Linked DNA regions of Mus musculus: region 2 is linked to region 1. The links are chromatin loops, found by intact Hi-C in ENCODE. Cell type or tissue: left cerebral cortex. All regions are shown on one strand. Each heading gives the region's core, and the rest is flanking DNA. Links, peaks and the distances in the headings are about the cores only.

What was found. Peaks named below come from ENCODE experiments on the same cell type or tissue, not always from the same donor. Only the 100,000 strongest peaks of a DNase experiment are listed, where the experiment ranks them.
Region 2: a loop joins it to region 1, with 2.4 times the contacts of the local background. A loop is called at or near these places in 2 of 42 quality-filtered maps.

The regions. Positions count from the first base shown.
Region 1 is chr8:34,969,871-34,974,538 of GRCm38, forward strand. No RefSeq gene overlaps it. Among named protein-coding and RNA genes, the nearest start is that of Tnks, 6.5 kb to the left of the region's middle. In left cerebral cortex, for the core only: no CTCF peak of the experiment used is centred there; no DNase peak of the experiment used is centred there.
Region 2 is chr8:35,068,229-35,072,896 of GRCm38, forward strand. No RefSeq gene overlaps it. Among named protein-coding and RNA genes, the nearest start is that of Gm34419, 25 kb to the right of the region's middle. In left cerebral cortex, for the core only: no CTCF peak of the experiment used is centred there; a DNase peak (open chromatin) is centred at 2,531.

The DNA of each region.
Region 1 (4,668 bases), core at 1,363-3,862:
AGGCGCTTAACATTAAGTATTTATAAGGTTTATGGGCTCAGAAGGACTAATGTTGAGCTCTGGACTCGAAAGGGCAGTCATCACTTGAAGCTGCCAGCGGCCACGGGCTACTGGGTTCCTGAAAGGAAAGCTGGGCATGGATGGCGAGAGAAATAACGAGCCAAGAAGTTCTCTGATCAAGGCTCAAAGTTTACTTTTTGAATCTGAACTTAAAAAGGAACAAAGGATCTATGCCAGGATCTCGAGGCTTGTCAAGATCTCATCAGGACAACAAGCACAGGCTGTTCAGTAGGTAGTAGGTTCTTGCAGGAAGCTGCAGATGTGGCAGACAATAGACTTTACCTAGGTCAGAAGACTCCGCCCTAGGTGGGCTAGCCTGCTGTGGCAAAAACAAGGTCTGATTCAACCCACTCAAGGCCGGGGGAGAGCACAATCACTACCTGGTCTGTGGTTTTACACGGTTCTTTGAGGGTATGATACAGCATGCTCTACCAAAAAAAAAAAAAAGCAAAACCCAGAGTCAAACAAGCATGGCTTTGTTTGTATCTCTAACAATGATTGGTCAGCTAGCCTTGGGGGAGATGTTTCAGCGTAAGAGTCTGGCTTTACTGGAACTTTGGTGTGAGGATTAGAAGGCCTAACTATTTTGTAACTATTCCTTGAATGCTAGCGCTGCTCCCTTCTGGGGGATCACACATAAAACGTTAACAGGAAGTATGGCTGTTAGACCTAGTGGGGAAACCCCCCACCCAATTTCCGATTCGGCGTGCACCCCAAAAAAAAAATCACGAAGGACCATCTCTTGATGTAATTACATGAGGACGTTTAATGACGGAGCTCCGGACCGACATGCATCCCACACAGGAGATAACGGATGTCGGCCACAAGGCTCGAAAGCTAGGGGTTTTAGTGGGGTAAGGGGCTTAGGGATGTGGAATTCAGCATAGCGACACACTATTGGCTCATTTAAACATTAACAAAGATTATGTGTCAGCAAAAGGGCATCAGGACTTTGTTCCTGTGGGCTGGGGGCTTATCTTGTTCACATAGCAACCAATTGATGTATGACTTTACCCGGTGTCAAGGGGCAGTAGACAGAGGAGAGGTTCCAGCCAGGTGGTGTTGACCCAGACAAGATAGCCCTGCTTGTACAATCAAGCTGTTCTTAGGAATGTCTTAACAACAGCCCTGTCTGTTCTGCTTTGTTCTCGGCCCCAGGGCTCATAGACAACTCTTTTACATGAATCACAAGATACAAAAATCTCATTTTCTTTCATGGCCATTATTAACAACTTTCTCCTCCCAACTTCTTTTATGACAAAGAAGACGATTGGTAACAAATAGCTACCATTTAGCATGTAACAGAACTCTTAAAGAAATACCAGTTTGCTTCCTTGTTTGATTAATTCAGGATTCTTATAAGTCCTTCCAATCTCCAAAAATAAAATAAAATAAAATAAAATAAAATAAAATAAAAGGAGAATCACAGTAAAGTAACATCATTTTCAAAAATATTTTCACAAAAATCATGTCCAGTTGACTTAAAAGTATAAGCATACAGAACTCACCTGGGCCATACTATTGTCACAAGGAAAAAAAAATCTAAACTTCATTTCTGGAATGTGTTCTAATATTTGGGTTTTCTCCCTAGTAATTACATAAACTGTCTTTGAAAGTTATACCATTTGGCATAGGTTCCATGTTTCAGTCTCAAACTTGGTTTGATTATTATATCCATGCATTGCCAATTGATCGGACCCAGTTGTGAGTTCAGTCATAGCATTTCAGATCTGTCAAGTTCAATAATTCTTTGGAGCTCTGTATAATGCTCCCTTGCCAACCCCACCAATACAAGGCAGAGCTATACCATAATCATGCCAAATATGCAGTATTGTTTTCTCACCTTAGCCTTAGAGAAGATTCTTAGGCCAGAAATGCCCATGGTACCACGGCTCAGATTTCTCTATAAATGTGTTACTACATTCTCTTAGGTAAAGTTCCAACCAGAAATCTATGAATCATAACAACAACAAAGGGGACAACAGTTACCATGGCAGCCATCATACTAAATGAATTGTATCAGATGAGGGTTTGTTTAAAACAGAAAATTTATTTTGAAACAGGAAAGTGACAATAATTCAAAGCTGATTTAGCAAACTCTCAGTTGCTTTATAAGATGATCTCTTACATACCAGGGTCAGTTGGATGCTATAGAAGTTAAGACTATGGATTCCATATGTCAAATGCTTGGGTAAGAACCCTGACTCTGTTACTATTTAGGATTAATGCATTTGCTACCCCATATCTTTTAGAGGGGTATATATTCATGTATGTAGACATATGAGTGGAGACCAGAGGACAACATCAAGTGTCATTCCCCAAGTGCCATCCATCTAGTCTTTGATTGAAAGACAGGATCTTTTTGGCCCCAAACTTGCCAAATAGACCAAGCCGACCAACCAATGGGTCCCAGGGATCTGTCCATTTCTTTCTTCCTAACTCTGAAGTTATGCAAACGCATGTCACCACATCTGCCTCCCCTGTCCCCTTTTGAACATGAGTTCTGGGAATCAAGCTGGTAAGAGAAGCATTATGCTAAATGAACTGTGTGCACCGCCTCTGCCGCCCCACGTTGTAACAGAGATGGCTAAAAACCTGTTTGTTCTACTTAAGAAATGATAAGTTTTTACACAAATGTATTCCTTTCCATATAAACATTTTTCTCAGAAGTAATCAGAATACGCATGTATACTCCATTAAAGACTACCTCATGCCAAATATACATAGGTATCTGTTATCCCTAGAAGTCTTAAGCATATTTAGAAAAACTCCCAAACATTCTGGAATGTATTGGAAAAGAATGCATGTGTAATGGCATAATGCCTTATGCAACTTCAGAGATAGTCAATCAGAATAGAGTGATACAACTGCAAACCAATAGACTGGAAGATGGAACCAGAAAACCCACACTTCCCTATCAGAGCATTGGGGCATCCAGCAAGCCAAGATGATTATTTGTTCACATTGCAAACCTAACAAATCTAACTAGACAGAGAATAAGGAGGCAGATGTGCAGGAGATGACAGAGGAACAGCAGCCATGAGTCTAAAAGACAAGAGACAGTCCTAAAGTCCGGAATGATTGACTGCCTTTATTCAACACAGGTGAAGGCTGCAGTGAAGACCAGCGGAAGCCAGAATTTATGAATGAAAGTGAGCAACGGGAGGCATTTGCCATTTTGGTTGCGCCTCTCCCCCCACTATTCTCTTATGATTCTTACTTGGTTTCTGCCCTAGATTGCTTTCTATTGCTATGATAAAACAGCTTGACCCACAGCAGCTTAGAGAAGAGAGGGTTTATGTTAGCATTCTATCTAAGCTCCGCCCCACAGTTACCGGGCAACAGCCAGGTGTGCCTGGTCCACTATAAAAGGGGCTGCTTGCCCCCTCCTCTCTCTCTTACTCCTGCTTCTCTCTTGCCTCTTGCCCTCTTACTCCCCCCCCCCATTCCCTTTCCCCCTCTCTCCACATGGTCATGGCCAGCCTCTACTTTACTCTCCCCCTCTCTCTGCCTTTCTCTGCCTCTACTACCCTCTAAACTCCCCTCCCCATGCCCTGAATAAACTCTATTCTATACCATACCGACATGTGGCTGGCCCCTCAGGAGGGGAAGGGATGTCTTGGCGTGGGCCTGCTGGGGCACCTCTTCCCCCACACCTCACCACACGCCCATAGAACATATTCTTGTACCTCTCTATCTTTTTTTTATAATCACAACAGTTCATTTCATTTACAGCTCTCAATCCATCATGAAGAGAAGTCAGGGCAGGAACTCCAGGCAGGGACATAGATTCAAGAGCCGATGATTGCTTGCTGCTTTCTACCACCCAGGATCACCTGCCCAGGAATGGCATTGTCTAGAATGGGGTGGGCCCTCATGGGCCCTTCCACATCCAATTTTGATCAAGAATGTAACCCACAGACAAGACTAGAGTCAATCTGATGGAGGCGATCCTTCAGCTAACGTTCCCTCTCCCCAGATGATTCTAGCTTCTGTCGAGTTGACAGAAAAACTAACCGGCCCTGCTTCTTGATAGAAGTCAATGAATGAAAACTGAGTTAAGTGACAGGTGTGTGCAATTTCTTGTATCTACTCCTCCCCAAATCTCATCTTCAGGTATCTATTTTGGTGGTTCAACTGCTAGCATAAAGTATCCAAGACAATCCAAAGTTTTTTTGTTTGTTTTGTTTTGCTTTGTAAAATCTCAACTGCACAGAGGGGAGTTAAGAGGTATTATAGCTTTTGGCTTTATACCGACTTCTTAAATGAAACAACCTCTTATCAATCCCTCAGGCTATAAGGAACAAAGGCGGATACCTTAGCCTGAAGTAGGTGTGTTTCTTTCTAAAGATTCTGCCCCAGGTCGGAGAAAAAAAAAATCACTGTAGTATAGGCTTAGGGTTTAGAGTCAAGCATTCTAGAGGAAAATAAAAACAAAACAACCAACCACCAACAACAACAGCAACAAAAAACCCTCAACAACTCAAAGGCTCCAGTTTCATAGTTGAGTAAGAAGACAGCTAGTTTGAGCCAACTCTATTGGCTCTGACGGTTGAGGTTTTAACCTCGCCTCTTATCATTCTGTAACTCAGCACCAAGCCAGTGTTG
Region 2 (4,668 bases), core at 1,068-3,567, 98 kb after region 1:
CAATTTTGAGGGGTGCTTCTGCTGTCAACTACCTTTGTACACAATAGGCCATTGATGCTGCCTTCTTTCTTTTTAAATTGTATTTTTTAAAATTCTTCTCTCATGTATTCCATCCCAACCACAGATTCCCCTCCTTCCCCTCCCACCAGTCTCTTCCCTGTTACTTCCCCTTTCCCCCAGGCACACCCCACTTCTGCTTCCTCATCAACCAAACCTGGCACAGACAGTCACAGCAAGACCAGGCACACACCATCACATTAAGGCTGGAAAGGCAACTCAGGAGGGGGAGAACGGTCCCACAAGTATGCAAAAGGGTAAGGACAACTCCGTCCCCACTGTTAGGATTTCCACAAGCACACCAAACTACTCAGCTATAACATCCAAGCAGAGGTCATGTATGTTATGATTCCTATAGGCCCCCTGATCCCTGCCAGTCCCCTTGTGTCCTGGTCAGTTGATTCTGTGGGCTGAGTTCTCATGGTGTGTCCCTGACCTCCAATCCTTCCTCCCCCTCCTTCATAGAACCCCCTGAGCTCCGGCTGGAGCTGTTTGGCTGTGGGACTTTGTATCTGCTCCTACTCATTACTGGAGGACGTCTCTCCTGTCTCTTTGATGACGATTCTGCTAGGTTCTGGTCCCAGAACACTCTGCAGGCAGGACAAACTGGAGGTTGAAGGTTTTGTGGCTGGATTGGCATCTCAATCCCATCCCTTGAGGCCTTGCCTGGTTACAGAAGATGGCTGGTTTAGGCTCCATGTCCCCCATCACTTGGAGTCTTTGCTAGGTTTACTCTTGTAGATTCCACTGCAGTAGTGTCTTAGTTAGGGTTTTATTGCTATGAACAGACACCATGACCAAGGCAACTCTTTTAAGAACAGTATTGAATTGGGGATGGCTTACAGGTTCAGAGGTTCAGTCCGTTATCATCAAGGCGGGAACATGGCAGCATCCAGGCAGACATGGGTCTGGAGGAGCTGAGGGTTCTACATCATCATCTGAAGGCTGCTAGCAGAAGACTGGCTTCTAGGCAGCTAGGGTGAGGGTCTTAAAGCCCACACCCACAATGACACACCTATTCCGACAAGGCCACACCTCCTAATAGTGCCACTTCCTGGGCCAAGCATATACAAACCATCACAAATAGGTCTCCACCTCACTCAGAAAATGCTCCCCAATTTCAGTCATTTCTCCCATTATCTCATCCCTCCCTCCCTCCCTCCCTTCCTCCCTCCCTCCCTCCCCACCACTAGTAGCCCCTCAGTGCAGTAGGCAACGCATCAGTCTCATAATGCTGCTTTGAAAATTCTGTCTTTTCTTTGTAGCAGTTTGATTAGAGTGTGTGTGTGTGTTTTCTGTGAACTTCATTAAGTATCATAATTAGAGTCCTTTGGGCTTTTGGAATCTAAATGTATTTTCTTCTGTCCAGTTTGGGGATTTTCATTAGTGATTGACCCACTGTGAGACAGGGTCCCACCATGTAATCTAGGTAAGTAAGGCTGCCCTCAAACTCGAGATCTACCCACTGCAGCAGCGCAGTGATTACGTGTTAGCTCCTCTGCTTGCCTCTTCGTCCTTCTAGAGACAATGTCTGCTTCTTTCTCTTTGTCGTGTGTGTCGGTTGGTCCTCTTGACGAGATCCTGCATGCTCCTCCGTTCTTTCCCATTCTCTTTGGCTTTTGCTCTTTTGATTGACAGGTCAGTCCTCGAGTTGCCTCCTCTTTCCTTTGCCTCACACAATTTGCTTCTCAGGTGCAGCTTTTCACCGTGTCACACTCCTCAGCTCTGGAGCCTTTATGATGCTTTTCCATATGTTCTCTATTGTTCTGGTCCTTATTTTGTATTTGTAGCATCTTTCTGTACAAACAGCATGGCAGACAAGGAAACCGAAGTGTGAGCCTTTGTCAGGGTTATTCTGAATTCCCTGGCATGTTTTCAGATGATTTCTTGTTCTGTTTCTTTACTATCGGGCACTGGCTAATAGACCAAGTCTCCCTGTTTCTTCCTGTGCCTTACAATGCCCCTGTCTGCTTGAACTGACTTCAGAGAAAGATCTTTACCAGCTGGATGTGGTGGTTTGAATGAAAATGGCCCCTGTTTCCCCAAAGGGAGTGTCACCGTTGGGAGGTGTGGCCTTGTTGGAGGAAGTGTGTCACTCAGGTCAGGCCCAGCCAGTGTTGCTCTCCCTGCTGCCTGTGCATGTGGATGTAGAACTCTCAGCTCCTCCTCCAGCACCACATCTGCCTGCATGCGGCCATGCTTCCCACCATGACGATAATGGATTAAACCTCTGAACTGTAAGCCACCTCCTACTAAATGTTTTTCTTTATGAGAGTTGCCATGGTCATGGTGTCTCTTCACAGCAATAAAACCCCAACTAAGACATTGGAGACTCTAGGGTTTCTCAACCCCTGTGGCTAGATTTGTTTTCTCTGGCTCTGTGCACGTAAATTCCCAGATAGAGGGGTTTTCTGGTTTCTATTTTGTGAGAAGCTTAATCTCTTGTTCCCAGTTTGGCTACAGCACTGTAGGTTCCCTGGATCTGATCCAAGCGTTCCAACGCTGTTCAGCAGACTCCAGCCTTCTAAAGCATGCTGATTCTATTAAAGATGCCAGTTAGAAAAGACAGAACTCAACCCCTTAGGAAGGTACAGATGTACACTCTCTCCATTCCCTCTCTCGGAGGGAGGACCTGGGAGTTGGAGGTTTACTCTTAATTCTTGATAGGTGGGGGAGGGAGCACATCAACTGAGTATATGCTAGCTGGAACGTCATCTTTGCTGTCCATGGCTTGATGCTTCCTCTTCTGGTCAGACACAAACCATCCCTAGCCCCGGCCCTATCCCTGGAGCCAAGTCTTCACACTGCAATGTATGTCTCAGTCTCTCTGTTACCCCTCGTAGAGAAGGCAAAGGTTGTGATTCTTCACACAGCTTTGAAGGAAAGTACTGGATTGGGTGGCTGTAAGACTTTTGATGCTGGGTTTCCTGTGGCTACCTAGGATCCACTGGTCTTTTAACTGGTTTCTGGGTTTCTCATAGAAGGAACAGCTTTGGACAATGTTGAGTCTGTATCTCTGTCAGGTGAAGGGCCTATTGGGTTTCCTTATCTGCCACGTTGTTCATCATAGCTGCATCTTAAAAATGCCTACAGGCTGGCGAGATGGCTCAGAGGTTAAGAGTACTGACTGCTTTTCTGAAGGTCCTGAGTTCAAATCCCAGCAATCACATGGTGGCTCATAACCATCCATAATGAGACCTGACACCCTCTTCTGGAGGGTCTGAAAAACAGCTACAGTGTACTTACACATAATAAAATAAATAAATCTTTTAAAAATGCTTACAAAATAAAAAATATATAGCTTTAAACATATCCCAACAGCCACGTGTGCTGGGGAAGACATAATCTCACCATTGCATAAAGGAACATGAGAAGAAAATGGAAGCAATTCGGTAAGGCAATCTCTTTTTAGAAAAAAGTGTATTAAAACCTAAACTGGGCTAGCAAATGACCATTACTTTGTTGTTGTTTAAATCCCTTTAATTGCACCTCATCCCATTGATGGGGGCTCAACTTCACAATCTGACACAACTGGCTAATCAGTGCTAAGAGAAAAAGAGGGGTTCAGGAAATATGGGTCCTTGTCAGAGTCACTACATCTGACAGAAAAGAAAGAGAGAACATTTTTCACAAGTAACAAGAAATAAGTGAAAAAGAATTATTTTTTGAAACTCTGAGTCTGTTTTACACTTTATGGTACATTGCGATGTGACCTAATCAAAATTCAGCTACCCAATAATCACTTAAGGGTAGCAGGTACTGGATTTGAGGCATAGAGCTATAGAACAGATACCTATAATAAACGTTTGATTGTATAAACAAATGAACAAATCAAAATAATCATAGTAGCAGGGTGGGATAATGTAGTGGGTTGTTCTGATGCTTCATGTATTCTAATGATAAATACTGTTTTCTCAAGGCATGGCTCCCACCCCCACCCTGCCCCAGCAGATCCTCACATACTCAAAGAGATGCCGTGTGAACCTTCTCCCAATTTTAACTGGTCAGTAAAAGGCTAGAGCCCGTGATTCTCAGCACCCACATCTCAGCTCACAACTGTCTGTAACTCTAGTTCCAGGGAATCTGACACCCTCATACCAATGCACATAAAATAAAATTAAATAGATTATTAAAACAACAACAACAATAAAAATGTCTTTGTAGGAAGTAGTATTTTAGCATAGGCTTTCATTATACTGAAAAGTTCTGTTTATAGTTCTGAGAGATTTGAACTTCTATTTCTTTTTCACGGTTGGCTTTACATTTCTTCTGAAACACATTTTTTTTCTCCTCCTCCACTGAAATTTCCGCGGATCCGTTGGTTACAGTGAATGATCTATAAGGGACTTCCCGCTGGATTCTGTCTCAAGGAGAAATGTGTCTGATAGGGAGAACCTGTAGATGCTGTTGAGTCTGTTTGGGTTTCTGCAGGGCTGGAGCTTAAGGCAGAGGTGACCACCTAACGAGGAGACTCCCGGCCTCCAGCTCTAAGATCTGTGCATACATCTGCCTGTGGCTCTTAGTCAATTACAGGCATTGATGAGAACACGAAGTCCTTTCTGTGGTCAAATAAAAGGACTAGCTGTTCTTAAAATAAAGACAGAAAGAGAA